Linked DNA regions of Mus musculus: regions 1, 2, 3 and 4 are each linked to region 5. A link is a loop called in an ENCODE intact Hi-C map of the cell type or tissue named here. Cell type or tissue: gastrocnemius. All regions are shown on one strand. Each heading gives the region's core, and the rest is flanking DNA. Links, peaks and the distances in the headings are about the cores only.

Region 1 (6,311 bases), core at 888-5,887, 220 kb after region 5:
TTTTCATAAAGCAAAGGTGCTTAATCTACCATATAACAATGCAATGTACCAAAACCAGACAATGTCAGCATCCAGGGACAAAAAGCACTAGCCTGGGTATCACAATGATGTTATGCCAATTCCAGCTATCAGGATGTCAAAGGAATAACTAAGTTCCACAGAGGCCCATGGACTCCTGATGGGATAACTAAGAACGGTATGAATGTTCCATGTATTGGCTCATCAGTGAATCTACAAGTAGTCATTATTGCAACACTTACCATGGAATACATCCTGGCTAATCTGTGTCATGTACTCTTGTAGGCACTTCTGGTCTCTTCTTACTTTGAATGTCTTAGTCTGCCTTATGATCTTCTGATACCCTCTAAGGCAGTTATTCTCTACCTGTTGGGAGAAGGGAGGAGAAAGAAACTGCTGGTGGCAGTAGGGCAGTGTCCCCGAGGGAAGTTCAGAATCCAGAAGTATTGTCTTTCTCTGTGTTCCTGTAGCTGGAGTCCATGTGGGCATTACCAGCTGTCCCCTTGTGTGAGTGTCCTACTACTGTTATCACTCACAATGGAAGCAACACACAGGTTAGCGCTCTTGTGGTTTGGGAAGTCAGAAATCAGATGGGTGCCTTCTGTTCTAGAGGATCTAGGGGACAATACATTGCAGGGCCTTCCGAGCTCCTGCAGGCCTAGTGCCATGGCTGTTTCTTTCATGTCTGAAGCTACCAACAGAACAGCATCTTTTCTTTTGCCTCCCTCCTGCCCTTTGGATGATATCAGAACTATCTGGGTCCTTGAGGAGAGTCACTTAACCTCCAGAACCAGGGGCATACGCAAAGTTCATCCTTTGAAGTTCTGAATTCTTGGGGTCATGACACACATTTACTGTATATTAATTCTGTTTCTCAGAAACGTGTTATAGAAAGAGCACTTTTGGTCTATCTCCAATCCAACAAATTTCTTGAAGAACACATCCAAATAGTATTGTTTTGCCTCTAGTAAACCTTGAATACTATATTTTATGCCAAAGAAATGTAATGATATTTATTGGTTTCATTCTTAACGATCTCTGTTGTGAACCCCTTTATCTGTCTTTCCTAGAAATGTCAGAGGAGCCTTTCAATATCTGGGGAACTTGGCATTCAACATTAAAAAGTGGATCCAAAGACCCAGGAATGACAGGTGAAATGCCATTTTTAAAATTATTTGCCTTACCTTTAAAAACATATTTTCCCTCTCTCTTCCTTGCTGTTGTATAAGGTAGCTGCTTGTCAACCATTGTTCAGAAAAGACTGAAAAGAGAAGAAGGGGACAGCAGTTCTTTGGGCTTTCATCCTCAATATTAGACAGCAGTTCACTGCTGCTCTTTCCCTAAAGCCTCGGTTACATGGCAGTTTATGTGGCTTGGCAGCTAATCTAAGCCTGTGAGAATCTAGGTATGTGTCTAGAGTGGCCACATAAATGGTTCTACTATCAGAGAGAACTGCCATCACTGTTGCTAGGGAAATTTTCTTTTCAGGTAGTTAATAGCTGAGAGCATGCTGTACAGTTTCAGCTACAGAAGGAAGTATTAACAAAAGAAAAAAAGAGAGAAAAGAACAAGCAGCGAATCCCCAAGGCACTTGTCCAAACTAACCCCAGACCTTGCCTTTCCGGTTCCAGGCTCTTATGGCGACATTTTTGAAAGCAGCTCCCTCCGACCGAGGCCTTGTTCTCTTTCTCAAGGGAACCTTTCCCTGAACTGGCCTCGGTGTCAAGGGAGCCCGACAGGGCTGGACAGTGGCACTCAGGTAATTCGGAGGACTCAGACGGCGGCCACCGTGGAGCAGTGCAGTGTCCACCTTCCGGTGTCACGTGTCTGCAGCACTCCCCACATCCAGGACGGCAGCAGGGGGACCAGGCGGCCTGCAGCCAGCTCTGATCCATTTTTGTCCCTAAACAGCACAGAAGATCTAGCTGAGGGCAAGGAGGATGTTGCCTGGCTGCAAAGCCAGGCCCGACCTGTGTACCAGAGACCTCAGGAGAGTGGAAAAGATGACAGGCGCCCCCCTCCTCCTTACCCGGGGTCAGGGAAGCCTGCCACAACCTCTGCCCAGCTGCCACTAGAGCCTCCCCTGTGGAGGCTCCAGAGGCATGAAGAAGGTTCAGAAACAGCTGTGGAAGGAGGCCAGCAGGCCTCAGGGGAGCATCAGACCAGGCCAAAAAAACTGAGCAGCGCCTACTCCCTCTCAGCCAGCGAGCAGGACAAACAGAACTTAGGGGAAGCCAGCTGGCTCGACTGGCAGCGAGAGCGGTGGCAGATCTGGGAGCTTCTATCAACTGATAACCCCGACGCCCTCCCGGAAACCCTAGTATAAGCCCGCCAGCAGCTGGAGCCCACCCTTCCAAAACACATCTTCCGGTCCAGACCCGGAAACCTTGCCTATGGACAATTGGACACTTACTTGTTTTTCTTTTTTGTTTTTCCACACTTTGAAAAAGCAACACAAAAGAAAGTCCACTTATTGATTCACTTCTACCCCTGCCATTTATGGTAAGATTCTATTGCATAGCCAGCCTTAGGAAAAAAACAAATAAACCAACAAACATGACAATTCCCAAGCTCAAAACAACCCACATTGGCTCTATGTAAGAAACTCTTGCTTCGTTATAGCTTAATTGTATTTGTGTCTTCAATTTTGACTATTGTATATTCTGTAACAAATTATGTATATCAATATGATATATTCACAGAGAAGACAGAACAATTAAAAATCACTGCACTTATATTACACACTGAGATATATTAAGCAACCAGATTCTATATGCTCTGGAATATGCACAAGCGGGTATCTGTGCTTTTTGCCATCACCTTTTAACTGGGGGCAGCCCCTCCCTTCAATGCCTAAGGAAATACTAACCAAACAAGAGAGAAAATGAGAAGCCATATTTTTATATAGTATTGAGACACAAAAGTTGTAGTCACTGAATGCTTTTTCATAGCAAGTATGTTTTAAGGAAATATTAAATTTGATACATTGTGAAATATATTTTTAGAATCTGTTTAGAAAGGACTCAGAAAATCAAATCAGAGACAGGTGGGACCCAAGAGTACTTAAGAGAGTTTCTATTCCACTCTAGGTCAAATTTAATTTTATATAGGCCACTAATAATATATATTTATAATGGATTACTTTTATGTATTTTTCAAAGCTACCAACTGAAATCCAATTTTAAAAAGCTTTAAAATCCAAATACACATTCAAATTATAGATCATTTCCCCCATCTGCCCAGTTATCAATATTAGCTCAATTACAAGCAATTCCTTGTAAAGTAAATCCTATGGGGGGGGAGCAAAAAAGCTACATCTTTGCGCTTACATTGTACCAAAGGCTGAGGAAATGTGTCTTGAGTATCTTCAGTAATATTGTGTGTATTGTAACGTATGTGTTACTACAGTAAACAGTACTTCAACAATTTCAAGTGTTACAACTGCAAAACCACTTTTGACCAGCAGGTGGCAGTTTGCTTCAGTATTTTCCATTGTTTTGTTTTGTTTTTCAAATCAGAAGGGTCAGTGTATTATATACTAAGTGGGATATATATGACGTGTTACTCTTAATCTTCATGTTGGCAGTGAAATTTTTCAGTGGTGTTTATTAAAATTCTACCTTGTGCCATGATGAGTAAAATGTTAAGTAAAGATTTGTTGTCAGCTCTTAGTTTTCATGTTGGCAATGAAATTTTTCAGTGGTGTTTCTTAAAATTCTATCTTGTGCCACAATGAATAAAATGTTAAGCAAAGATTTGTTGTCCGTCTTTAAATCTAACGAAGGAAGTCACATCCCATTCTACATAGATAATTCGCTACTCCCAAATTCAACTATATTACCTGTTTGCAATTCCATAAATATACACATACAGTTGGAGAGCTAGATTTTAAAATAGCCAGTAGCTTGGGGCTTGGGGACCTCAAGTCAGTGCTACTTAAATATGTAGAAATCCACAATGATCTGTTGCAACGAAAGGCTGGTTTTTTGTCACTTAGAAAGTGATTTGACTAGTTGACTCTAGCTGCATATGTATCAAAAGATGGCCTAGTCGGCCATCACTGGAAAGAGAGGCCCATTGGACACGCAAACTGTATATGCCCCAGTACAGGGGAACGCCAGGGCCAAAAAAAAAAAAAAATGGGAATGAGTGGGTAGGGAAGTGGGGGGGAGGGTATGGGGAACTTTTGGGATAGCATTGGAAATGTAATTGAGGAAAATATGTAATAAAAATAAATAAAAATAATTTTAAAAAAAGTTTAAAAAATTAAAAAAAAAAAGGAAGTGATTTGACGCCTAACAGAAACTCAGGGTTCATGCCTCTTGGCCAGGTGTCACTCAAAACAGTCGTTGAAAATTGTGTCTGTTCCATAGGCCTCAACATGCCGGACTGGCTCTAGGTATGGACTGTAGTGCTTCGTACTTGGGAACTAGTTGGGTGATCTTTGGGCTCTCACTAGGCTCAATACTTCTGATATTGGCTCTGAATATGGACAATTTGTCTGAAGCCCTCACTCAGTTCTGCCTTATGGACCCACTCAGACCACAGGTATATGGACCACAGGTATATGGACCACAGGTATATGGACCACAGGTATATGGACCACAGGTATATGGACCCACTCAGACCACAGGTATATGGACCACAGGTATATGGACCACAGGTATATGGACCACAGGTATATGGACCACAGGTATATGGACCACAGGTATATGGACCACAGGTATATGGACCACAGGTATATGGACCCACTCAGACCACAGGTATATGGACCACAGGTATATGGACCACAGGTATATGGACCACAGGTATATGGACCACAAGTATATGGACCTACAAGACTCACAGTGGTTGAGCACTCAGGTGGCTTTTCTATGCCACTCATCTTTATCCCAGTCCCTTGAATTTGACCACGGTCTGAAAAATTCTTTCTCCTCCTCTGAACCTCCTGATATTCTGGACCTCCCTCTCACCATATTTACTGTGTTATTTAAATCTTTTAAATTAAATGAATCAAATGATAGATATGAGTGGAAGGTATATCCATGTGACTAGATCTAAATTGAACAGAGAAATCAGCTGGATGCCCATGCCCTCTATTTCTTTGCCCGTTTAAGCTCTGGGGAGAGTTTGTTTCTTCTCTGTCTTTATCACATTGCAAAGGTAGTGCTTTTCACACACGCATAAGCTCTCCAAAGATGTCTATGAAGACTTAATCACTTCCTTTTTGGATCTCTGGCCAAAGGGCCAGAGTAGTGATGACAGAAACAGCCAAATACACACTTGTCTTGATCACTCGAAGTACCTATTAGCATATGTTTCTTGTGGGCTTTGATAGAAAAAAACAACCATCATATGCCCATGGGGGGTACAAATTGAGGAAATTTATAAATAAGTCCAGCTTGCTTCTTTTCTTATGCATATTTTAATACACATCTGCTTGGCAGAGAAACAGTCCTGGGATTAAATATAAAGCGATACTGGAACAAAGTAGAGGCCCACACTGTCTCTTGGTCTGATAAGCAAACAGCAGGAGGTAGATTTTACTGAACTAAGAAGAAAGGAGTTGTCTGCAGAAGAGTCACACAGAGATGAAAACAGGATGTGTTGACCAGACAGAATTATAAAACAGCAGCTAATGTTCTTCAAGACAAAAAAAGCAAAGCAAAACGAAAGGAAAAACAAAGAAACAAACAAACAAGAACTACCTACAAGCCAAAGGAAAGTTCTAATCAAGGATGGCAGCCTGGATATTTTGAACGGGCATTCAGTATACCTACCTAAAATAGTCCTCAATCTACCATAGGGGGAGAAGGGTCAATCAGCCAATTCTCAGTCAGTTCAAGCCAGCTACTGTCCCCTTAGTCTACAGTGACCAAGTTAGTCTAGTTTGCTGCAGCTGGGACACGTTTAGCAATAACCAAGCACAGCTAGTTGGGATGAGGATATCGGACATTTGATCTTAGTACTTCTCAAGTACAAATACTAAATAAGATACAGTGCCTGAAAACTTAACAACAGACCACATGTTAGTCTTACTATGCCCCATGTAAAATCTGGGATATACTTATACTAAAATTATAGTTCATCCTCTGAAGTACTGTATGAGATATGGTTATTATTAAAAAGATAGTCTTTGTTTATCTGGCATATACTTGCTAAATCTGGCAACCCTAATCTCTAGCCTTAATATCACACTTGGCTTTCAATGCCGTGCTTGAAATTTTTACTGAATGTCCCATAGTGCCTCAACAGTCCCGAAGGGCAAGCTCTATATAGGTCTTTACTGCTAT
Region 2 (6,311 bases), core at 650-5,649, 370 kb before region 5:
AAAGAATCTACAAGGCTGACTGATTATAGAGGGCTGGAATATTCCATGTCTTGAGCCAAATTATCTTGGGCTATCTTTCCCCCCTCAATAGCCATTCATTTTCTATCTCTCTGTTTGACCTAACAACCTTTTGACTATCAGGTGACGTCTTTCTGCTGGTCTTAACAAACTACCAGCTTCCACCAACTCAAAGGCCATCACATAGCATCCAAAACCTTGAGCAAGATTTCCCCAGTTTTCTGTAACCCAGGTACCTGAAATTCCTACCAATGAATTTTAAAAGTACTTGTTTTATAACTTTCTCACTATGAAACTTGGGAAATTGTAGTATTGAGACACACTACTTGGGGTGGCCTAAATCCATGTTCCTCGGGTATGGTCACTTACATTTGGCTCCAGAACATACTATCTTATTCCCCCCCCCCCCCAAAAAAAATCAAGCATGGTGACTTACACTTGTAATTGCAGTGTTGGGAATGAAGAGATAGCAGGATCTCTAGGGTTCCCTGGATAACCAGCCTAGCCGAATCATGCGCTGATGAAAGACACAGTTTAAAAACAGGTAAATGGCATTCCTGAAGACTTTGCCTGTGTTTGTTCTCTGGCCTCCATGTACATACTTGCAAGCATGTGCTTGAACACACAGGCATGCACAGACACATACATGAACATGTACAGACCTGTGGGAATGGAGTAAGTAAATGAGGCAGACTAAAGTCTCATGCAATAGCTAACTTATTTTCAAAGCACCAGGCAGTTTATGTTCTGAGGATTGGTGGGGGAGGTCACATGAATAAAGTGTACAATCACAAGGACAAGCTATATGTGGCAGGCAAGATGCAAGCAGCCAAAACATGTTTTCTCCACAGAGGCCTATAAACAAATAATATCCAGTTGTAATGAGTAATACAAAGTAAACTCACTTTCATCTACTAACCTGGGAGGGTCGTGAAAACAAAATCCCAAAGCAGTTGTGTGCTTTTGAAGAAACCGATCTCAAGGCTCTTGTCTTGTTTCCTTGGAGTTTTTTTAACAAGCACTCAGAAATCTCCTCACGTGACTGCACACTTGGACTATGTTCTGACCATAGAGAAAAAGGAATGTAAAAATGAAAACAAGTGGAAGGTACTGGAGAGTCTCTCTTGGCCTCTGCTGGGTGACCTGGGGGAAAGAGACTATAGTTTCCAGGACTTAACCTTGAAAGAGATGACATTCAAAGGAAGTCAGAGCAAGATGTAGTCTGAGGCTACTAAAGCCACTGACTGTTGTTTTGAATGTTCAATAATGAAACAAGGGTAATTTTGGTTTCCCTGTGACATAAACTCATGTCCCTGTTATCAACTAATGTTAAACTAATAGCACAAATTTATTTTTTCTAATTAATATTTCACGAAAAAACTCTCATTGATTTCTTTTTAAAAAACAAATAATAATATTTAAAACTGTGTGTTTGCATCAGAGGACAAATTGGATTGTTGGTCCCTGCCTTCTACATCACTTAAGGTGGGACTTCATTTTTGCCACTGCATATGCCAGACTAGCTAAGCGGTGAGTCACTGCAGATTCTCCTGTCTCTCTCGCCCAAGTCACTACAGGAGTACTGGGATTACAGATGCATGCTACCGTGTCTGACTTTCATGTAGCTTTTGGGATCTGAACTCAGGTCCTCATGCTTGCAATTTGTCTATTAAGCTGTTTCCTCAGCCTCCAAACGAGCCATTTTTCTTTTCTTTTCTTTTTTTTTTTGACATAATAGTTGCTGCACATTATGCATTTTGATCATTTTCTCCCACAATTCTAGATCACATCCCACTTCCTCTACCCAGGAACCTCTTCTTCCCAACAAGTGCCCCTACAATAGAATAGTCTTAATTCAGACAAGGAACTGGTACGTAGAGAGCAGACAGGAGAGATATTATCCAAATAAAAAATAACATAATCACCCAAGAATGAGAAGATACTCAATGTACATAGAAATTTATTATGTATCCCCATTATTTATTATAAAAATAGATAATAAATTATCATGTAAGAGTTTATGTTTTGATTTTTCAGTTATGTTTAGCAATGCATGACTATCTCTGTTCTATAGTTTGATCTTTTCTTTAGAACTCTCTCAGTTCACAATTCTCTCTATAACTCTGTCTATTCTGTTATTTAACTCCCTTGATAACTGCTCTGCTTGAATGCTCAAATCTGATTATTTGATTACTTTTGTGCTTTGTTATTAGTCATGACATTTGATTTCCTTTATGCTTTCTAAACTTTGTGAGTTCATCTTTAGAAATGACTCTATAAGGTTCCTTTGTACAGCCTACTTTTTGCTTTCAGGGTCACTTGTCATAGATCTATAGGGTTCAACTTTCGTCAATAAGATAATTGTTTATATTCACAGATATCCACATTAATTTTTGCAGAGACAAAGAGAAGCTGCCCAGTTGACAGAGCAGTGCAATTCTATCACAATCATCCTAAAGGATGACGAGGAAAAGGGCTTTTCATTTAGGTTAAACAAGGGTCTACCAACCATGTCTTACTGGACACCTCCCATATCTTGTCTGCTTTTCAAGGCCTATAACCTAAGAAGGCTTTTTACATTTTTAAATGGTTTCCATTTTCAATTATGTGAATGTATTTGTGTGTGTGTGAAGTGGGTATGTGCATGGGAGTGCAGTGCCTGTGGAGCCCAGAAGCTGGAATTAGCAGGAGGATGTAAACTTCCCTATGTGTGTGCTGGTAACTGAACTCTGGTCCACTTCCCTTAACTAGCATCCTCCTTAGGCCCTGAGCTTTGACATTTTCAAGTGCTTGAAACAAGTATGAACATTCTGTGACATGTGACAATGGCATGAAATAAAAACTTCACTATCTATAAACAAAGATTTCCTGGAGAACACCATGTCGCATTGTATACATGTAACTCTAGTCCTCCAGAAGCCATGTTTAGTAATTCAACAAAGACCATATGGCTCACGAAGTCTAAAGTGTTTACTATCTGGCCTTTGAAGAAATATTTTGCTGGATCATTTGATTGCAATCATTACTGGTTTGAAGATGAGAGTACGCTCCTTAGATGTCTGTTAAAATTCTCTGCTGGTATAAGAATCAGAATGTGAAAGATCAAATTGAACACTGTGAATATTATCAACCCTTTGAAATATCACAAGGACTTAAAAACCCCCTGTCCTCCCAGAAAAATATGCCATTTCCCAGCATGACCACCAGATGGAGACTCTCCTGTCTGTTTAATGGTATCAGCATTCTACTTAGGGAAATACTTTGTGAGTAATTAAAATAAAAACAAAAACAAAAAACCTCTCAGGAATATGCATGTGGAGATGAGCTAGATCATACCAAACTCAGAAGAGTTTTCGTGAGAAAACAGGGTAAGGCTGAAAGTTTAGCTTTGGTGGGACTGAAACCTTCCCTGGTGTAAGCAATCTATGCTTAGTCTCAAAATATAACATTCAAAGAAGAATATACTTCCCCGCAGGAAGATACTAAACTGTAGTGGTAGAGAACTATTTTTTAAATATCTCCTTGACAGTTAGTTTTTAAACTAAATTACATTTTTTATTTTGTTTCTCCTTTTTGTATGGGGGCTGTCTGTGTATGACACAACATCTTATGTGGGGTCAGAGAATGACTCGGGCGGAGGCAGGAGTTGGTTCTTTCTTTCCAACATGTGGGTCCACAGGATCAAACCGAGGTCTTCAGGCTTGGCAGCAAGGGCCTTTATCCACGAATCCATCTCCTTGGCCCAATACTTCATCACATAAAAGGAACACTATATTTGGCTCTGTTGTAGGTGCCATAGTTTCAATATGAGATGAGCATATTGATCAAAGAAACATGTGCTAGGAGCTTGGTGGGCAGGGTGCCACCTTCTCATGGAATGATGTGGTTATTTCAGAACTGAGCTCCTTCCCATGTGGATAGGTTAGTGTAAAGCCAGTTCAGTTATCTCACTTCCTGTCTAATTCACCGCTCAATCTGGGCCTCTCAGGTATGTTCCCACCTTTGTGATGACATCTGCATGAGGTTCTCACTGGAGCCAAGACACATCCCTGTAACACTTTAGAGCAGTGCTTCTCAACCTCACTAATGCTGCGACCATTTAATAAAGTTCCTCATGTTCTAGTGGCCCTCAGCAATACAATTATTTTGTTGCTACTTCATAACTGTAGTTTTTGCTACTCTTAGGAATCATAATGTAAATATCAGATATGCAACTCCCAAAGGGATTGTGACCCGCAGGTTGCAACTGCTGCTCTATTTATTTTTATTTTATGTGCATTGGTGTTTTGCCTGCATGTATATTGTGTAAGAGTGTTAGATCTCCCGAAACTGGAATTACAGACAGTTGGGACCTGCCACCTGGGTATTAGAAACTGAACTCTGGTCCCTTGGAAGAACATCCAGTGCTTTTAACTGCTGAACCATCTCTCCAGCCCTTTTACAATTTATCTTTATTTTAGAGAACAGCTCCTCTAGGTCCTTAAGAAATAGGCTAAACATCTTTCCTTTATCCAGTATTCAACTGGAGATATTTATTTATTTATTTATTTATTTATTAGATATTTTCTTTATATACATTTTAAATGCTATCCTGAAAGTTCCCTATACCCTCCCTACTCCCTGCTCTCCAACCCACCCACTCCCGCTTCTTGGCCCTGGCATTCCCCTGTATTGGGGCATATAAAGTTTGCAATACCAAGGGGCCTCTCTTCCCAGTAATGGCCGACCAGGCCATCTTCTGCTACATATGCAGCTAGAGACATGAGCTCTGGGGGTACTGGTTAGTTCATATTGTTGTTCCACTTATAGGGTTGCAGACCCGTTCAGCTTCTTGAGTGCTTTCTTTAGCTTCTCCATTGGGGGCCCTGTGTTCCATCTTATAGATGACTGTGAGCATCCACTTCTGTATTTGCCAGGCACTGGCATAGCCTCATACGAGGCAGCTATAACAGGGTCCCTTCAGCAAAATCTTTCTGGCATATGAAATAGTGTCAGGGTTTGGTGGCTTATTATGGGATGGATCCCTGGGTGGGGTAGTTTCTGGATAGTCCATCCTTTCATCTTAGCTCCAAACTTTGTCTCTGTAACTCCTTTCATGGGTATTTTGTTCCCAATTCTAAGGAGGAATGAAATATCCACCCATTGGTTTTCCCTCTTCTTGATTTTCTTGTGTTTTGCAAATTTTATCTTGGGTATTATAAGTTTCTGGGCTAATATCCACTTGTCAGTGAGTGCATATCTAATGACTTCTTTTGTGATTGGGTTACCTTACTAAGGATGATATCCTCCAGATACATCCATTTGTCCAGGAGTTTCATAAATCCATTGTTTTTAATAGCTGAGTAGTACTCCATTGTATAAATGTACCACATTTTCTGTATCCACTCCTCTGTTGAGGGGCATCTGGGTTCTTTCCAGCTTCTGGCTATTATAAATAAGGCTACTATGAACATAGTGGAGCATGTGTTCTTATTACCCAACTGGAGGTATTTTTGTTATAGCATCTTGAAATAAATTAAAAGGACAGATATTCTGAAGATAGAAACTTACAATTATTGATGTTAGGTGATGTCTTCTGTCTGGGCCTGACTGGAAGGAGAGCTGATTGATCAAATTACCAAGTTTAATTAGATCCAAGGAAATTGGGGGCCTACTTCATGGGCAGCTGCTCTGATATGTGGGTAAGAGTGCAGTAAGCCCTGTCTCCAATTCCAGAAAGTGCAGTCAAGGTTCCATGCAAATGAAATGAGCCTCAGACAGAACTCTCTCAGGAATATTGTGGCTAGAACATAGTTTGGAGAAGTGTTAGATGTAATGAAGGGTTCTGTGATGAGATGCCAAGTGCAAAAGAAACAGGAGCCATCCTAAAGATGCTAAACTTAAAAGTAGAATTGGCTTAGGTTGAGTCATGTTGGGTTAATCTAGAGCCTGAGAGTTGAAATGTCTTTTAATTTTTCATTATAACAAAGGATCTTGCAATGGTCCTGTTCCTTAATTCACTGACTTCAAAAAAATGCATTTTCCAAAAGCTACATAACCCCTCATGATATAGGTAAGTGTAGAGATTTCCATCCAAGCACCTTCTCCATTCTTAGCATAACACTTGTTTTCTTCTGCAGCACTGAGAACAGAAGCCAGGACTTTGTGCATGCTAGGCAAGCACTCTACCACTGAGTGATATCCCCAGCTTCTCAGTAAAATATCCAAAGACACCTCCAAAACATATCCAGGGCCTGGTGCAAAGTGCTTTAAAATGAGCGGTTGTAGGACTCTAGAATTTCAATCATAGTTTC
Region 3 (6,311 bases), core at 441-5,440, 150 kb before region 5:
ACACCACACCAATCTTTTCAAGTCACCCAAACCGTTCCTATTTCTTTCGTAACTGCAGAATACATTGCTCACTCTCTGATCCACAGTTAGTGCATTTTTGTTAAGGATGTCTGATTTATATACTCAAAGTAGGGCAAGAATCACAGAATGACTCTAAGGTGACTGTTAAGTAGAAAAGTTGTGTGAGGCCTTGACAGAAGTGCTGATCTGTCAATATGTCTATCAAGATTTTTAGGATCTTATTTTGTCTGAGTAGAGCAGGACATGATTATATGGGTAGAACACATTTTCTATGGTTTAAATAATGAACAAGAGCTGGAGAGAGAGAGAGAGAGAGCTTAGAGGTTAAAGGTTAAAGCTCACATTTCTCCAACTTGAAATAATTATCAAACCAACATTATGTTTATTGAAATAAGAAGATTTAATTTGGAGGTTAGACAAGAATAGTTATGTTATTTTAGCTTTAAATATACAAATGGCCAATTCTTTGGAGGGCTTCTAACTTATATCTCTTGGGTATTTTCATACAGTGAGTCTGGGTGGTTCTAGTTTAATGAGCCAGCATTTTGTCGCCACCTGTTGGTTAAAAGCTGATATTTCGCCCAGTGTATTTTAAAACACGGGATTTCTTAAAAACTGTGAATGCAAAGCACTAAATGATGTTTTAAAAAATATATATTTCCTCACATCTTCTTTACTTAGTTTACCATTTCCCCTTTACTATGGACATCATATAATAATAAGACTGTTGGTATTAGTTGGGTAACTCAAACCTGGGAGGAGGAGACTAGGAATAACATACTCTCCCTTCCAAGTATTAACCAAGGCGGACCCTACTTATCTTTCTAGGTCAGGTATGCTCTGAGAGGTATGACCATAGGCAAAATGCTTCCGTTTCTACATAAGTTCTCAACAAGTGAGTCTCTTTGGTAGAAGCTCTTTTTAGTGACCCAGCTGCCCAGGCTTCTCCCAGCTTACTGACAGCCAAGAGTGAGGGCAAGGGCCATCTCACTTTTTTTTTTTCATGGCTAGATTAAAAACATTTCAGCATTTGTTTCCTATCCAGTCTCTATCCCAACTATTTCATCTATGCTGATATAGTGTGAAAAACAACTGTAGACAATATGTAAATGAATAAGTGTGGTTGTGTGTCAGTAAAACTTGAATTTCAAATGCTAAGATCTGAGTTTCATATGATTTCCATGAAATTTCCTTCACTTCAGAATGTTCTTCAACTATTTAATTGTAAAAATCGTGTGTGTGTGTGTGTGTGTGTGTGTGTGTGTGTGTGTTCAGGTTAGAGTTTACTCCTACTCTTGAGGTCTGGCACCCTTTCCTTACTGCAATGGTCTGAATAACAAATCAGGAGAAATTTCTCAGATAGCTTGGAAAAGACACTCCACTGGCCAGAACTCTGTAGCATGCCTATAGTCGGGAGGGAGAAGGAAAGGTTGGTAATCATAGACCCCAGTAAGTTATACACTGTGACTCCCAAAGCACAGCTTCTGTTGAGAATGGTGCCATCGGTCATGAGTCCTAGCTATCGGGAGGCTGAGGCAGGAGGATGACCATGGTCAAGTTCAGCCTGAGCTGCATAATGAGCTCCAGGTCATGCGAAACCACCAAACAAGCAAGCAAACAATATGCTCCACAATATAACTGAATTTACGTATTCATGATTAGTTGATGCCATTTTGTGAATACTGTACTCTTCATAATCTTTTTTTTATAGGTATTGCGTTTTTAAACTCAAAGTTTTCAAGTTCAGTAATATGTTTAGGTTGTAAATAACAAAGGCACATGACTAAGAAATGACAATTACAGGGAGCATATTAGTGAACAAAAAAGAAATGGATTTTTGATGAAATCATGTAAACTGTATGAGAGATTGTATCTTTGGATGGATTAGTTTAGGGATCTTATTGCCTCAGTGCTGTTCTTGGTTGGAACTAACTTTCTCAAGGGAGAGCATGGGTACAATCCTGGAGGGGTGCGTAGTATTAGATTCTGCTTTTGCTGCTTAAGGGAGCGCACAAGGAGGATTAAGTGTTAGAATACTGTACCCAGCAGGTCAAGGTAGGGGATTTCTGTAAGCGTCAGGTCATCCTGACCCACAGAGGGGACTCTGTCCAATATATACACATATGTACATATGTGTGTATGTATATATATATATATATACACACATATGTGTGTCAATTAGAGCAAGATCAAGTTTGTCCGCCTCTCATTTTAGATGCACCTGGCTTTTGTTCTTTTATTTATTCACTTTATATTCTGATTGTTGTAGTCCATCCCAGTTGCCTCTCTCACAGTCCCTCCCTCCATCCCCCTTCCCCTTCTCCTCTGAGAGGGTGGAGCCCCACCCTGGGTATCCCTGACCCTGACACATCAAGTCTCTATAGGGCTAGGCACATTCTCTTCCACTGAGGCCAGACAAGGCAGCCCTGTTGGGGAATGGATTATGAAGTCAGGTAACAGTTTTAGGGACAGTCCCCACTCCAGTTGTGCAGGACCTACATGAAGACCAAGCTGCACATCTGCTACATATGTGCAGGGGACCTAGGTCCAGACTGTGTAGATGCACCTGACTTTAACGATTGCAATGCCAGGATAAAGCTCAATGCTTAATATAGTATGAACCAAAAATTAAAGTATTTTGTTTATAGTGTATATGTGCGTGCATGCACACCAATGTGTATGTGGGTGCATATGAACACTAGTTCATATGTAGAGGTCAGAAGACAAGTAGCAGGTGAGATCCACAGGGTGGAGTCATGGAGGCTGAACTCAGGTTGTTACGTTCTACAGCAAGTACCTTTTATCTGTTGAGTCATCTCTCTGGCCGCTGTAATGAATTTTAAAGAAGCAAATTTCAAATATTGATATTTAGCATGTGATGCAGTCCAGGATTAAGAAAGAAATATTAGAGTTAAAAATACACGAACCTTGAAATGAAGTGAAACTGAGGAAAGTTCATCCAGAGATTTTGACAACTACAAAAAGCCCCCCCCCCCTTTTTTTTTTTTTTGCTTCTTATTCCACTCACCTTGCCAGCAGAGGGCAGCAAGGGCTCATACAAGAAATGGCATGTTTGCACTTCGCCTTAAAAATAAATAACCTACCTGACTACCTACCTACGTACTTGTTGACCAAAATGAAAGCTTCCTGTATACAAAAGAGGGCAAAACAAGGCGTTAAAGAAATCCTGAATTTAGAATGTCCTTGCAAATTCACTCTGCAGGCAAATTGATAGATCTGTGATATTGATGCAATACTACTAGACCTTCCTCTTTTAAACATGACAAAGGACTAAATGTAGAAAAATGTTTGGGAAAGTTGTGGATTCATTCATTCATTCATTGGACATCAATTCACTAATATGTTCTAGTACTTGATTCAGAGACTCTGGGATGAATGTTACATACTCATTTTTCCAATAACCTATTACAGATTGCCTAAATGTAGCATAGCTGGGCTGTAATTGACATTCAAACAGCATGGTAGGTAGTAAGGCTTGACTTGAATTTCCAGAGGACAGTGCTGCCCTGTTGTCCCCTCCTCCCCCACTGTCCCTTTACTTATTCTCTTTCTAACTACCCAAAACTCTCAAGTTTTCTTTATATTCAACAAGTTCTCTACTTCTTTGGGAATTTGTTTTGCTTGTCCAAGCCTAGAACAAATTTTTATACCTGTCTGCATGGCCCATATTGTGCTTTCACAACGTCATATTTTCTCTCTCTCTCTCTCTCTCTCTCTCTCTCTCTCTCTCCCTCTCTCTCTCTCTCCCCCTCTCTCTCTGTGATATTCATGCATGATTTTTGGGTGCACATTCATGTGCCCACATGCAGAGGCTAGAGAGACATGTCAATTATAGCTTTATGCCTTGTTGCCTGAAGACAGGGTCTCTCATTGAATCTGAAGCTTATAAGTTAGGCTATGCTGGTTAGCTAGAGCTATCGGAATCCACACAGTCCTGGGATTGCAGCATTCATATCCATGCTCAGCTTTTCCTGTGGGCATTTGGGAATTTGCAATTTGTCTTAAAAACAAATAACCTACCTACCTACCTACCGACTGACCAACCTACCAACCTATAGACTTACCGACCTACCTACCTGCTGACAAAAGTGGAAGCTTTCTGTATACAAAAGAAGGCTAAACCAGGCATTAAAGAAATTCTGAATTTAGAATGCCCTAAATTCAGATTCTTATGCTTGCCCATAAAGGGCTTTTACCTACCAAGTCATCACTTCTAGGCCGCTTACAGTATTTACAACACAAGTACGTTGTATTTCTTTATCAGACAAGTTTACTTGTTGACACTCTGTGTCCTGTGGAAAATATAGGTTTGAACATTTGCCTAAATACTTGAGGGGTCCTCCTGAGGAAAATATTGCTAGATAAATTTTCAAATTTTGGCTTACCAGAGAATTATTTCATTAAGAAAAGAGCCAGATATTGTCAACACATTGATTAAATTAATCATATTCTAGTGTAAATGTCTCTATTTTCTCTTTTGAAAGATTTATTAGGACAGTCTTAAAGGTTCTCCAATGTCTGAAATCCAGGAGACACTTCACTTGAAGCCATACTTCAGATGGCAATCTCTGTTGATAGTGTTCACAGCTGACATTGATTGAGTGCTTATGTTCCAAACATTATGCTAAATACTTGGCAGTTTTCCTCTAGAGCAAGGAGCTGGGAAAAGCACAAGGCACTGGGGTATGGAGATGGTGGTTTTGCCACACTTCTTTCAGGCATAGTTCTCTTTGGGCTGGCACAATGCCAGACATTCCATTGCTAATTTGCTGATTTGAATAGTTACTCTCTTTCATTACTGGATTAATTTTTGTAATGTTTTGATAACTGAAACTGTCTAGATCAGACTTGGATGGAAATAGGGAAGGTGAAGAGTTCCCAGGGATTTGTTCACTTAACTTGTCCACAAACCTAAATAGAAGCTTTGGCTTTAAGAGACCTGCCATGCTTGACTGGTGTATAGGCAGAGATCCATGAAGGGCTCCATACTTGGGTTCTGTTGCATGAAGATCTGGCTAGAGTGATTCTGTATTAGGGAAGCTTGGTAAAGATGTTTGCTAGAAGCCTTCAAAGCATCTGAAGAATCTGTGTTCATAACATTCTAGAGATTAAAAGGACAGACAACCTGTCCTAGTAAGGGTTGCTATTTCTCTGATGAAACTCCATGACCAAAGCCACTTGGGGAGTGAAGGGTTTACTTGGCTTGCATTTCCATATCACTGTTCATCACAGAGGGTAGTCAGGATAGGAACTGGAACAGGGCAGGAACCTGGAAACCGGAACTGACGCAGAGACCATGGAGGAGGGCTGCTTACTGGGTTGTTCCATATGGTTTGCTAAGCCTGCTTTTTTTTTTTTAATAGAACCCAGAACGACCAGGCCATGAGTGGCCCCACCCACAATGAGCTGGGCCCTGTTCCACAGATAACTAAGAAAATGCCCTATAAGCTTGTCTATATACAGAAGCAATTCCTCCATTGAGATTCCTTCCTTTCAGTGACTTAAAACTAGATAGCACACAACTTCTCTAGTTTTGCTAAGAAACTCAGTGAGCCCTGCTAGGCAGCCCTCCTTCCAAAACCTATCCAGTGAGACATGAGGGTCAGCGTATGCTTTTGTAATAATGAGGACCTGTGTGCGACTGAATGACCTTGGAAGTGTACTCTACTTAGATTGCACCTCTCTAAAAAGAATTCATCTCCCTCTGTGCTGAAGGGATAATGAGTATAATACTTTATATAAATAAGCCTCAGAAGAAACTATATTCTTAGTCTATTAGGAACATAGTTTGCTTAATAAATAGCTAAATATAGTCCATATGGCATTTCAGAATGCTTTAGAAGCAGATGGACTACAGGACACACACACACACACAAACACACACACACACACACACACACACACACACACACTTGTGTAAAATTATTTTTAGGAACTTTTTGTTAAGGAAGCTGACATTCTAATCTCTCATGAATCAATTTCCTAGGTGTAGTCTATTGTCAAAAATCTACACAATGGTGGGAATTATTAATACATTACATGATTTTCAAATGAGTTAAAATGATTTTACACAATAGTATCAAAGTATCACATGAGAGACAGTAAAATATGTATATTGAGATAAATAATTGAAATCATGGTTCCTGATATCAGCTCACCCACCTGCTATGATGAACTTATTTTCCATGTATTAGATATCAAAATAAGAATATAGTGTGCATATTTTCAGATACTGGAACCTATAGTAAGGTTCAGAGTATAAAATGTTG
Region 4 (6,311 bases), core at 580-5,579, 49 kb before region 5:
TATGACAAAAGAGAAATTCCTGAAACCAGGGAGTTCATGTTTGTTTGTATAAAGGAGCTAGAGAAAATACCCAAGGAGATGAAGGGGTCTGCAGCCCCATAGGAGGAGCAACAATATACACTAACCAGTACCCCCAGAGCTCCCTGGGACTAAACCACCAATCAAAGAAAACACATGGTGGGATTCATTGCTCTAGCTGCATATGTGGCAGAGGATGGCCTAGTTGGTCATCAATGGGAGGAGAGTCCCTTGATCCTGTGAACGCTCTATGCCCCAGAATAGGGGAATGCCAGGGCCAGGAAGCAGGAGTGGGTGGGTTGGGGAGCAGAGTGGGAGGGGGGGGAATAAGGGATTTTCTGAGGGGAAACTAGGAAAGGTGATAACATTTGAAATGTAAATAAAGAAAATATCTAATTTTTAAAAAAAGAGAGAAAGAAACAGAGCCCTGCTGTATTTCTGAGGATAGCCTCAAGTTTCTGGCAATCCTCCTGCCTCAGCCTCCCTAAAGCTGAGATTATAAGCATGTCCTGCTTTAGAGGTCATCTGGGTAGACAGTAGTGCAGCAAAGATTTATAAACCAGGCATGTCATGGTCAGTCCATCATATCTCATTTTTATGTACGCATCCTCCCCAGGCTCTGGCAGTTGCAAGTCTCAGAAGGGTCTAAGCTTGTCAAGTGGGCAGTAGTTCTCCATTTTCTTTGAAGACTTCCTTCTAAGGGTTATTTTTCAGCAGCAGAGGAGAATGAAAGTAAAAGGAGGAAACTTGAATGCATCCTTTTCTCAGACCTGCCTGGTCATGCTTGAACAGTGAAGTCTCTAAAGTGAATGGGGTTGCCTCTGTCCTCCCTCATAGCCAAGGGATAGGGGACTTGAGCAAAGTAGACTGCAGGGAGAATGAGAGACCCAGATGAATATCTGGGTCTTGTTTATAAGACAGGCAACATTCTGGCTGCAAATTTCTGTTTGAGGAGAGGTTTGACTTTTAAGTTTATTTGTTATATTTTATGACAGTGTAAAATACACATAGAAAAGAGTATAAGCTGCACCAATCAGCTAAACTCTTGATGCAATGGATTTTTACATATAAATATACAGACCATCTATAGCACTCTAGTACATGAATTCTTATAGGCTACCTTCCTAGTCTAGACCACATTCCCAACCTTGCTAACTGTCATTGTGATCTCTGTCACCATGCATCACATATGTCTATTCCAGTTCAATATTTGCATTTCAGTTGCAGAATAAATAAATGGAATGTTATAATATGGATCCCTGTGACTTCCTCCTCCCATATAAAGTTTGAGGAATGGATTCACACTGTATGCTTTGGTAGCATTGTGCAGTGTCCTTTTTTTTTTTATCTCCATTGAGTAGTAGTCTACTGTGTCCAAAGCCCACAGATGATTTATATGCTTTGCTTTACATATGTTTGGACTGTTTTTACTATGAGTAACTATGTTTGGAGGCATTATGAGTACTGTTGTATATGATGTGGTCATTTAAATTATTCTATGTATAATCACAAATGGAATTGTTGGATGAGAAGGCAGACATGCAGTTAGCTTCAGTATATAGAACTATGCAGTTTTCCAGGTAATTGGACCACTGTCAAATTATCCAGGTAGCTATCTCCAGAATTCCTGAACTTTGTGCTCACACTTACACTGTTTGTGATATGTAGGCTGCCAGTTGTTTTCAAATAATTAGATGTCTGTTGGTGGATGAGCTTGTCCAAATGGATTTCACAGGGGTCACAATCCTACTTTCCTCTCCTTGCCTCCAAAAAGATTCTGTCAGAGGGTATTTCTGCGGTTTAATATAATGGGGCACTGAAGGACCACTTCCCATGCCATAGCTACCCATCTGGGGCCTGAATAGGTTCACTGCATGGTTCTAGAGTCTCCACACAGTCTCCAGATTCTTCTGCCACCCTACCCCATGCCCTATACCTCTTCTGCATTTCTTTCTGAGGAAACTTGCTGACATTTTTTTTAATGAGGTGTTTTAAAGGACAGCTTTCCATGGAGGGATTTTACAGCAGAAGCCAATTGTATGAGTTATTTTGAAGCTCCAGTGTGTGTGCTAAAAACGAGTTGGTTTACCTGGCAGTGTTTGCCATTAGTTATCCTCTTTATAACTCCTTGTTCAATGCTGCCGCTTACCTACCCTACAGTGTATGCCCAGATCCAGTTAGGGTGTGAACTCACTCCTGTTGTAACAAATCCTCTAGGACTAGCCCTTCAGCAGGTTTCCCTACACTGCTTGGCTAGTGTAAGCTCCCTTAGCCACCACTCTTTCCGGATCTCCTAGCTTCAACAGGTCCTGGGGGGACAGTAATACTTACATCCTTCTCAAACACCTGAGATCTCGAAGAGTCTCAGCACTTTGAGACTCAGATCAAGACTTTCCAAAACCTTCAACTCCACCCTCCCTTGAGAAGGGTGGGAATCGCCTTCCAGTGGCAGAAACCCAGCTTCTTCAAAGTTACTCAAAAATATCTCTCGAAAAGCTCTTCTCTCTACAGGTATTGAAGCCCCAGTGTTGATTGTCAGGGCCAGCGGGAGGAACTGAGTGCTAGGTGGCGGGACATTGGCCAGCCTGACACCTGTCTTGGGCGACCTCTGTGACTGCAGCCTCCAACAGCTGGCAGCGGCCACTGCCTCAGCAGGGGCCCGCCAGGAGCGGAAGGAATTAAACGCCCGCCCATCTCATCAGACTTGGCCGCTCCCTCCTCCTCCTCTCCCTCCCCCCTGCTCGCTGCCTCCTCCTCCCGGTCCCCACAGGCTCTGCCGCAGGACTCAGTGCCAGCTACGCTAGGAGCCAAGCTCAGGCTCAGAGCGCTCAGAGCACAGCAGGGCTGACGCCCAGGGCTTTCTCTGAGATGGCAGTGAAGTAAGGGGACCACTTGATAGACGCCAGGACCCTAAGCTGAGCTGGAGAGCCTGCTGCTCCTCCAGTAGGGGACATGGGGGACCCGTCCTACAGCGAGAAACCCCGTCTGCACTACGCGGTAAGTGAGTGTCCCGACCGGCGAGGAGACGAAAGGGGGCGCCACTTGGCTGGCAAAAAGGATACTGTGTGGAGGTGATGGGATTCTTGTTCTCAGAGGTCTTTTGGCTTGGGAACAGGGCTCGGGAATTGGGTGTGCCGGGTACCTCACCCAGGAGTGCCACCTGCTCCAGAACTAAGTCAACCATGCTTCTCAAAATCCCTGAGTAAGAGTCTGTGTGCTGAGTGTCCCTGTTCCTGTGACTTGAGCAGTGGTCACTTAGTCCACTACCTGGGCCTGGACCTCTTTACTACCTCGCTGTTTAGGACTAAAATGTAGGTCTTCTGGGGCGTGGCTAGCCTTCGGTCAGATTTAATGCAAGGACTAGAATCGAGCTAAAAAGAAGTAAAGGCTGCCCACTGATCTGAACACAGTGGAGTTGCTGAAGAAATGTCGCAGGGAGCTTTGAGTGCACCGAGTTTACTCCTTGGAAGGAGTTTGTGCATTTCCTTAGGAGTTTGCAAAGGGACAGAAGGTTGCCAACTATCTGCTTAATACCAGCGAGTCCTCTGTTGGAGTCTTCTTTTATCTCACGGTGATCTCTCTTCCCTCTGTTGACTTAAGTGTCCCACAAATATTTATTGAGGACTTATTTTGTGCTGAACATTGTTCTAGGGTCTGTAGGTACCTACCCCAGCATATGTGCTAGACAGAAATCTCATTGAGCTTGTGTCCTTTGAAGGAGTCAAGGTTTTACGTTAATGGCTAACCAAACAAGATTCTAGATTAAGCTTAATTTTTTTTTTTTTTTTTTTTTTTTTTTTTTTTGGAGAGGAAGGAAAGCAAGCAAGAGGGAATTACAAAGGTATTTGACGAATGAGCACTACTTCTGAAGATTGCCAGGAGGGGGACAGGCAGCAGGTTTTGGATATTTTATTTTCAATTTTGAAAATCAGTAGTTTTGAGGTGAAACATCACTGTTGTTCTGCTCTCTGCTACTTTACTGAGCTTTTCCTGACATGCTTTTCACTGTTGAGATCGAGCATTTGACTGCCAATTAAAACAAACAAACAAACAAACAAACAAAAAACTGGAGAGATACAGACAAGACAGAGAGCTGACAAGTAAAACAAAATCAATATTCATAGTAAGGCAAAGGCAGTTAGCTGTCTAGAATTCACATCTTCCCAATCCACTTTCTATATTAAAACTACATATATTTTTTATTTAAAGGAAGGATTTGATGTGGATATGAGCGGTAGGCTCAGAGGTTCAGAAGCTTCCTGAGCTGGTCCTGGATCAGCCATCAGGGCAAATCGAGTATGTCTCGAATGCCACTTTCCTCCAATGGAAAGGGGAGGCTCTGAGCTAGGAAATTGTTAAGTTTCTTTCCAAAGCCAAGGTTCAAGGAACAAGAAACAGTTCTTTCTCTGGTTTAGCTGTAGTTGTTTGTCTGGAAAAGTCAAGTGAGACTCTTGTTCAGTTACTGATGCTTGTTTATTTCTGCAGAGACACTGGCCACTCCAAGATTGACCTTTTAAAGTGGTCGTAAGGATAATCAGGTTTCTGCAATCGTTATTTGTGCTCTCTCATCATCTGGCTTCCCCATAGTTTTCATATTTTGAGTTATATCCTGGTGCCTTTTGATTTGTGATTACAGGTTGTTTTGAGGCCCTACTTAGAGAGCAGGCGAGGGGAGGAAAGGTGACAACTGGCTCCTTACTTAACAACCTATATAACCATTCAATGAATGGGTTTTCACTCCATATACAAATATATTAACGCAGCCCAAGAATTTTATATTGTTATTTTAATTCATCTCTCTCCTAAAATAATAAACTCATGCTCAACCTCCTAGTAATGTTTTCTCTAAGGCTCTGAGTATTTGCTAGTAAACAGCCCTTTGTACTAGCATAGGTCACCATGCACATATATTTTGTATTAAGACAAGAAAGGGGAACATTTTAGAAAGAATCTACTGTGAGAAATCAACTGGGCTCTAAATATTTCTATATATCCTTTATAATGATAAAGCAGTTGTATTCAGGAGCCTCAAAAGCATCGTAGGTGGAAAAATGTTCCTTATAAAGTACAACCTGTGGCTTTTCATACTAGCAAGACCATTAATGGCTTAAGAGTCAGGGATGGACTCTATGTACCTTACTAATTTGAATTTCCAATAATTCTAGGCTTGGTTTTGTCCTTCAGCTCAAATACTCTTGCTTTGCTTTATGTGATTTCGCTGCTCTATGGCTTTTATGGAAAATAATTCCTTTCTATCTGTCTTTAGTACCTCTTCACTCACACTCCCCTGAAATAAAGCACAGGAGATAAATAGTTAATATACTTTTTTCAGAGCTTTTTATTTTCTGTCCAAAGTAGACTCCATATACTAAACAAGTGTTTACCATTTATTTGCTCAGGAAAAAATAAACATATGTGGAGTGTCTATTGTGTGATAGGTATTTGAGCAATTTCCCAGACACAGGACACTGCATTTGCCTCTTAAAATTCACTTTTAAGCATCACTGAGAAAAATGCCTAATTAATAAGAACATCGAACATGTATAGTATCATTTTCAAAGTATGTTACCACAATGTTTTTCTTTATCTTCACAGTAGAAGGTGATAGCAGTTTATGTTTTTATTCAAAGTGTTCCTTCTGTGGTTTTCCCACATTCAGTTTTTGGCTATCCCGTAATTCCACCTGCGTGTTGTCCTTGATACCTCTTGGTGACTTGATCAGATTTTGAGATACTTGCTCTGGCTCCAAATTGAAGTCAGAACAAGGTATATCTTAAATGCATCGTTTATTCTAACGTAGATGGGAGAGTTGAGCTGTATTGTCCATAGCTAGGAAGGATGTAGCAAACAGTTGATGTATTGCAGAGCGGCTTAGGAAATCAGACCTATCAGACTTAGTTTGGATGGGGTTTGTAGGAAATAGAGTATAAGTAACAAGGATATAATTAATGAACCAACATTTTTTTTTTGGTCACAATACTGAAGAAACTACAGGCTATCATGGAATCATCATACCTGGCTGGAGAGATGGTTCAGTGGTTAAGAGCACTGTCTGTTCTTCCGAAGGTCCTGAGTTCAAGTCCCAGCTACCACATGGTGGCTCACAACCATCTGTAACAGAACCGATGCCCTCTTCTAGTATCTGAAAAAAAAAAAAAAGGATCATCATACCTTATTCAAATTTCAATGTGATTGGCGATAATCTGAGTCAACTTCAGACTTAAATCTGACTGGTGGACTAGGCAAAGTTTTTTTTTCTATCTCTGGATTAAAGAAATCCAAAGGACAGGTAG
Region 5 (6,311 bases), core at 783-5,782:
CCCCATCTGCCTGTTATTTTTCTCTTCAGAATCACAAACTTGGTTTGTGTGTTATTTAAAAGGGCCCTGTGGCCAAACCTGAGTATTAACATGTGACACCTCATGTCTGCACAGCTCCAAGGTTCCTATTATGGTCAGTGGATCTGGGCGTGGCAAACCCTCCCAGGCCTTAGGCATCTCATCATGTCTGGATTCACCTTTCACCATCCTGCAAGATGAGCTACTCACCTGCCCTCTAACTACCTTGCTGGCTTTCCCCAAGCCCTGTGTACCCTTTGACCCTTTAGTATCCTTGTGTGTATGTCTGTGATGCTGCAGAAAAAGGTTTCTTCTGTCAATTTATCAGAGGAAAAATAATAAATCATCTCATTACTAAAACCCATGGCATTTTCTCCAATATTGGCTATCACAATCATTGCAAAATGATTTCTGGAAATTCCTTGTTATTCTCTCTGTGTTTCTGTCTCTTTCTCTCTGTAACTTTCTTCTTCTTCTTCTTCTTCTTCTTCTTCTTCTTCTTCTTCTTCTTCTTCTTCTTCTTCTTCTTCTTCTTCTTCTTCTTCTTCTTCTTCTTTTTCTCCTCTCTCTCTATCCCTCTCTCTCTCTCTCTCTCTCTCTCTCTCTCTCTCTCTCTCTCTCTCTCAGTTTTTCAGGGCAGGGATTCTCTGTGTAGTGCTGGCTGTCCTGGAACTTGCTCTGTCTATAGACCAGGCTGGCCTCGAACTCACACAGATCCTCCTGCATCTGCCTCTTACATGCTGGAATATAGGAATAAGGCATGTACCATCACCACCACCATCACCACCCCACCACTACCCAGGTACAATATTCTTATTTATTTTAATTTTTTTGACAAAGTATCATTTATGTGGTGCTGGGGATAAAACCCAGGATGTTCTGCATGTTAGACAAGCAGTCTAGTAAGTGAACACTGCCCACAGCCTCTTCTCCTCTTTATTAGAAAAAGTTCTATTTATATCCATACATTTTGGCTGTGTATATGAGTAGAGACATATCAGGTTATTGGTAGAAGGAGAACTTGGACTCCTAATCTTGTCTGAAACTGAAGTTTGGAGTTCATTTACATAATTTTATGCATCTCTTTGTCCTTCTAAGAGATTTTTATCCTTTAAACTGAATTTTTTTTTTATTGAACTAGTCTTTGCATTTTTCTAATCATTAAATTTCCAGGATCTCTTTACTTACTCTTAGTCTCATTCTGAGCTGTGAAATAGGATAACTATGTGTCTACAGTTCATGTTTTAATAGTTTTTCTAGTTTATGCTCAAAAGCAAGTAGAAAGATCCTATTCTCTTTCTCAGGTTCCAACTCTATTTCCTTTTGCTGTTGCATCATTTTGCCATTCTCGCATTTCTGACTTGTCCTCACTCCTTAGCCTACTGCTTCATAAGCCAAAAACCAACTTCATTTTTAACCCAAAGTGAAATGAGAATTAAGTGATGCTTGATGTCATTTTCAGAGGGGCAGAGCAATACGAGAAGAACCACTTTCCCCACAATTATAGTGGCTGAAAATTTGTGTGTAAAATTCAGTGTCTGGATCTGATATTCATATCCAAACAAGAAAGCTACTTATGGCAAGTAGCACAGGGCAAGACTCAATCTAAAACCTGGGTAATAACTATTACTCTTTGTAAGGTTTGTGTTTCTCCTCAACTGGTGTGCAGAGGCAGGTAATGGATAAACAGACAAGGCGACCCAGCTAATCAGCTTAATCTTAGATCTCTCTCTTCTTAGTTGGAGCATCCAATTTAAGAAGGCACCAGGCAAGCCCTTGCAATCCCAGGATTGCTCCTCTTTGGGATCCTTTGATTTTGCTGTTGTTTTTAAATCATATATAATTATTGTATGTGTTGCATGCATTCAGTCATGCATGTCGGAGGACAACATTTGGGGACTGATTCTCTGCTTTGACTGTGGGTCATGAGGATGGAAGTCAAGTTGTCAGGCTTGCATGGCAAATGCCTTTACCCATGGAACCATTGCCCATACTGAGCCAGTTCTGGGCCTATTAACTCACTTTAGATAAAGAATACCATTAGCCATTAGAGTTTTCAGATTTTTTTCTCCACAGGGAACTGTGAAGCCTGATGCTTTCTTGTGGGACTTCCGTTCCTGCTCCTTAGAAATTCATTGGCTGATCTAAAGATATCCTGCAAAAAGGCTCATAAAATGACAAGCCTTATTGATTTTGGAATGTTCTGGTGAATGCTATTCCAACTGATGTCATTTATGTAGAGGAGACTTTGGCTAAAGGCTCAGAGTGATGTTTGCCAAGAGAAACCATGATATCTAATAAACAACATCAAGTTTACATATCTAGACACAAACATAATTATCATTGGTAGTAATGTGACTAAAGGCTCTGTATACACTCCTCCATTCAGGTATATTTCTAGCCAGTGAATCTAAGGCAAATGTGATATCAACATAACCTGCTTTGGTCTTGCTAGATTTGACATTCAATATAGGTGAATTTTCTTTTTTTTTGGTTTTTGTTGGTGATGGTTTCATTTGTATTTTGACTTGCTTGGGTGAGATCTCAGTGATTCCTGTGATTTAATAGTTTAGCAAATACAGATTCTATATTTTGAACTTGTAGGTGTGGATAGTATTTATTCTGGGCATGTCCTGAGCAGCCACATCTTTAGTTCTACCATGTCAAAGCTAGGTTGTTGACTGTGAGAAGGTCTCCAATCATAGAAAGAATTATACGTAGTGAGTGATAATAAATATACCCTAGTGTATGACATGAAGCCATCCATATAGTATATGTATTCTTGGCTTACTCTTTCCAGATGTCAGTGAAAATGGACCAAAACTCATCAAATGTAGAAGCAGCTTTCATCAATATAGCTTTTTGGAGGTGTGTCTGAACATAAAAGCATTTTCTATGAAATAAGCATTAATATGTTGTTAACAACAACATACCTACCTCTTTGCTTATCTTTGCCATGATACACATTGAAAGGCTTTTGAGACCAATTGTAACATTTAAAAATACATCTAGAATGAAGTTAAGATGATCTCTATACTTTTAACAGTGAAGGTGATATTTTTTTATTAGCTACTACTGCAAATAGCACAGCCTATGATCCATTTTATTATAGGAGAGTTTGATTAAGCCACCTCGATGTCCTCATCACCATCTTCATTATTGCCATAACAACACCAACCAACTCCTTCGTTTCATCAACCATTATTGTCATTATCATTGTTTTCATTTTCCTTGTCATTATTTAATATTTGGTTTGAAGAAGCTAAATGGATACTTATTTCTATTCTGTCAAGTCACACTAGTTTGTCCTCTTCCTTGCAACAAACACCTGTTGGTTACTGATCATATAGTTTTGTGCTGTCCAAATTTCAGACCTTTATCTTACACAACAATTTTTACTTGTTTCATCTTACAACAGGAAGACAGAAAACCAAGACAGTTAACTTTGTCATCTGTTGTCTTCCAGGATCAAAAGTAGCTGTTGCCGCAGTGTTTGGAATAAAAAAACTTAAAAAAACTTTGTATACAGAAGTGATTGGTACAGCCTTTGCTCCTGAATTCATGCTATCAGATATTTTTATCCTGTTAGGAAGTAACTAAACGATTTATTCAACTCTAATCAGTCAGTCTCCTTAATTCCCATCTGATAAGTGTTCCGTGCCTATGTGAGAACGTTCCGTGCTCCCCCTGGTGGCAAAGTGTCAAACTAACAGTGGTGCTCCTTATTGGAGGCTATTGATAAGATTTGGGATAAATGTTGCCTTAACCTTTTGGCCAGTTTTTCGAAAAATTTCATGGCTCCTTGGCTCCTTGGCTCCTTAGCTTTTGTTTTTTGAATAGCATATGACTCTTATCATCTAGTGTGGTTTTGATAAAAGATATTAGAAAAATGGCATAGCACATGGTTTTACAGACAACTAGAAAAATATATCTATGTCTTACAATCAAAAGTTTCAGGATAATCACATGTTCTACATCTTAGCCATGAAACTGGGTTTTAGAATTTTTGATAACAGAAGTATATACTGGGTTTATCTTATTGCCACTGATAGAAATTCTAAATCCTAGAGACATACTTAAGTTTCGTGTTGTTTTACTTCTAACCAATGGCTAGAAGATTATCTGTCTATGGTCACAAAATCTAGAGAGTAGAGTCATTTAAGGACTGTTTTTGACTCAACATTCACAAATTCTGATCTAATGCTGGTTTGGGAAATCCAAGCATCTAAATGAGGAAAGTCACCCACACTCAGATAAGAAATGAATTAAACTTGGTGCGTAGGCCACATACAAAAAGAAGACATGAAAGTAGGAAGGAGATTAGCTAGGGGAAATTTCAATATATAAGTGAGTGAAGTGGCCAGCAATAAAAAAGTTAAAACCTATACAAATACAGAAAATACAAAGTTTTTCTCCAAGCATCCAAGAGGGAAAAGTCTGGCATCCAAAGTCCAAGCCACACGATTAAATATATCTCATTTAATCTGTGCTTCTACTAGTTCTATGGGCAATGAACAATAACACCCTTACCTTAACAGAAGGTATCCTGCTATACAGAACTACAGTGGTAGCATAATGGTGAGAACACATTCTTCTTTAGATTATCCTCCCTCCTTTTTGGAGTCTGTACTCTAAGTCACTGAGCCAGAAACTCTCAGCAAAAACAGTTTGGTTCCCAGAGGGCATTGGAATAAGTGTGGAAGCATTTTAAAGGGTGATGCTTGGAGCATCTAGTGCTCAGCAATAATGGGATGTTACTGAATTAATGCTACTATAATGAAGACTTTCCTGAGTGCAAAAGACTGTAGTGTTAAGGCTGAGAGGCCAATGCTGTTGCAAACATGGTTGGTCCAGGAAGCAGCAGCATCTGCAACACATATTCAATCACAAGCCCCATCAAACCCCCAGTGAACCCACAACTCTTAAGGAATGGCCCCCAGGAAGATATGTTTTACAAGTCCCTCAGGTCCTTCCCATACATGCACACCAAAGAATCTCTACTCTAAAATGCCAGGCTGCCTTGTGTCTGAGTGTCTGCTTGAGCTGGGCACTCTTGATGGTTTCCTCATCACTATTCAGTGTTCCATTATTACATAGAAGTTTCTCTTCAAGCATCCAAGAGAGGAAAGTCTGGCATATATTAGGAACAAGTGTGACTCATGGGGAAATCAGTGTAATTACAAATCCAGGAACCACGCCCAAATGAAAATCTAGGAAGGGAAAATCTTTTTCTTCTTGTTTTCTCTACAGCAGTAGAGAAGTCTTAGAAACTCAATCTAGGCTCACAAATTTCAATGCATACACAAGTTTGGTTTGAATTTTACTGAAAATTAACCTTAATATTGAATTTTATAAAGTCCCAGAGGACAGGGCTACTGAATATTAAATTTGAAAAATCACATTGATTTTCTGAATTACGAACAACACCCAAATAGATCTCATACATATCTTCTGTATTTGTGCAGCTTTTGAACTTTTATATTGTTAAATTTTAATTCATTTGTATAGTGAAATTTAGTTATTTCACCCTCCATTCACTTCAGTCATTCTCCTCCTATCTTTCATGTAATCTCTTTAATGTAGCCCACTTGCTGAGTTTAATTCATTTCCTATCTGAGCATGGAAGATTGTTTACTGGAGCAAGGACAATTTATCTATGTCTATATCACTGAAGAGAATGACAATCTCCCTCCACAACAACTATTAATATCCAATCATCTTTTAAGGAGAGATAGGCCCAATGAATGGCCTTTTATACTGGGATCCCAAATTACTGGGATGCACAGTAATGCTGGTTTTAAAAAAATGCCAAGTTTAGCCCAGCATTTGTAACTTTTTAATATAAAAATTAAATGGATTCATCTTAATTATGATTTAATCATTTTATGGCAGAAATTTTATGTAAATATTTCATTCTGCTAAGTAATCAGAAGTATAAGTAACGTATGCAGAAATGCGACAAGAACTTAAGCAGTCTGCTTATTCTCCTCTGTGCATGGCGCTACGATTCAACTAGATGAAACCAGAAAAGTCAACTCACTTCCCTGCCTGAGAATTTGAAGATAGGAGTAATGAAGTAAATGTGTTCCAGAATGAGTCTTCAGTGAGAAGAGACTCCCAGGAAAATGGCTGTAACAGTTTTCATGATAATTAAAATCCTTGTCTTTAAGGCTGCATTCCATTTTCCTCAAAATTATTAGCATAGAAATCCAAAAGAATATTTCACAGGAAGTGAAGTACCTATTTAAGAAATACAAGTTGCACATCTATCTCAGGGTTGACTGCAGCCAAGA

What was found. Hi-C counts contacts between places; a loop is a spot of excess contacts. Peaks named below come from ENCODE experiments on the same cell type or tissue, not always from the same donor. Only the 100,000 strongest peaks of a DNase experiment are listed, where the experiment ranks them.
Region 1: it touches region 5 in a loop (5-fold over the local background); 5 of 42 quality-filtered maps call a loop at or near these places.
Region 2: a loop joins it to region 5, with 3 times the contacts of the local background. A loop is called at or near these places in 4 of 42 quality-filtered maps.
Region 3: it touches region 5 in a loop (14-fold over the local background); 20 of 42 quality-filtered maps call a loop at or near these places.
Region 4: a loop joins it to region 5, with 3.0 times the contacts of the local background. A loop is called at or near these places in 8 of 42 quality-filtered maps.

Annotation. Positions count from the first base shown.
Region 1 is chrX:169,300,668-169,306,978 of GRCm38, forward strand. It overlaps Arhgap6 (Rho GTPase activating protein 6), which reads left to right. Exons shown (of 13, transcript NM_009707.4): 12 at 1,089-1,169; 13 at 1,650-3,773. The coding sequence ends at 2,344. Among named protein-coding and RNA genes, the nearest start is that of Hccs, 17 kb to the right of the region's middle. In gastrocnemius, for the core only: a CTCF peak has its summit at 3,479 (motif pointing right); DNase peaks (open chromatin) are centred at 2,156 and 3,476; H3K4me3 peaks cover 387 bases; H3K27ac peaks cover 1,496 bases.
Region 2 is chrX:168,714,947-168,721,257 of GRCm38, forward strand. No RefSeq gene overlaps it. Among named protein-coding and RNA genes, the nearest start is that of Msl3, 44 kb to the left of the region's middle. In gastrocnemius, for the core only: a CTCF peak has its summit at 3,214 (motif pointing right); no DNase peak of the experiment used is centred there.
Region 3 is chrX:168,935,080-168,941,390 of GRCm38, forward strand. All of the region lies in intron 1 of Arhgap6 (Rho GTPase activating protein 6), which reads left to right. Among named protein-coding and RNA genes, the nearest start is that of Arhgap6, 140 kb to the left of the region's middle. In gastrocnemius, for the core only: CTCF peaks have their summits at 579 (motif pointing left) and 3,074 (motif pointing right); DNase peaks (open chromatin) are centred at 575 and 3,071.
Region 4 is chrX:169,033,852-169,040,162 of GRCm38, forward strand. The region is part of intron 1 of Arhgap6 (Rho GTPase activating protein 6); the gene reads left to right. Among named protein-coding and RNA genes, the nearest start is that of Amelx, 150 kb to the right of the region's middle. In gastrocnemius, for the core only: a CTCF peak has its summit at 3,027; a DNase peak (open chromatin) is centred at 2,765; H3K4me3 peaks cover 2,478 bases; H3K27ac peaks cover 2,465 bases.
Region 5 is chrX:169,082,360-169,088,670 of GRCm38, forward strand. All of the region lies in intron 1 of Arhgap6 (Rho GTPase activating protein 6), which reads left to right. Among named protein-coding and RNA genes, the nearest start is that of Amelx, 100 kb to the right of the region's middle. In gastrocnemius, for the core only: a CTCF peak has its summit at 3,715 (motif pointing left); a DNase peak (open chromatin) is centred at 3,711; H3K27ac peaks cover 544 bases.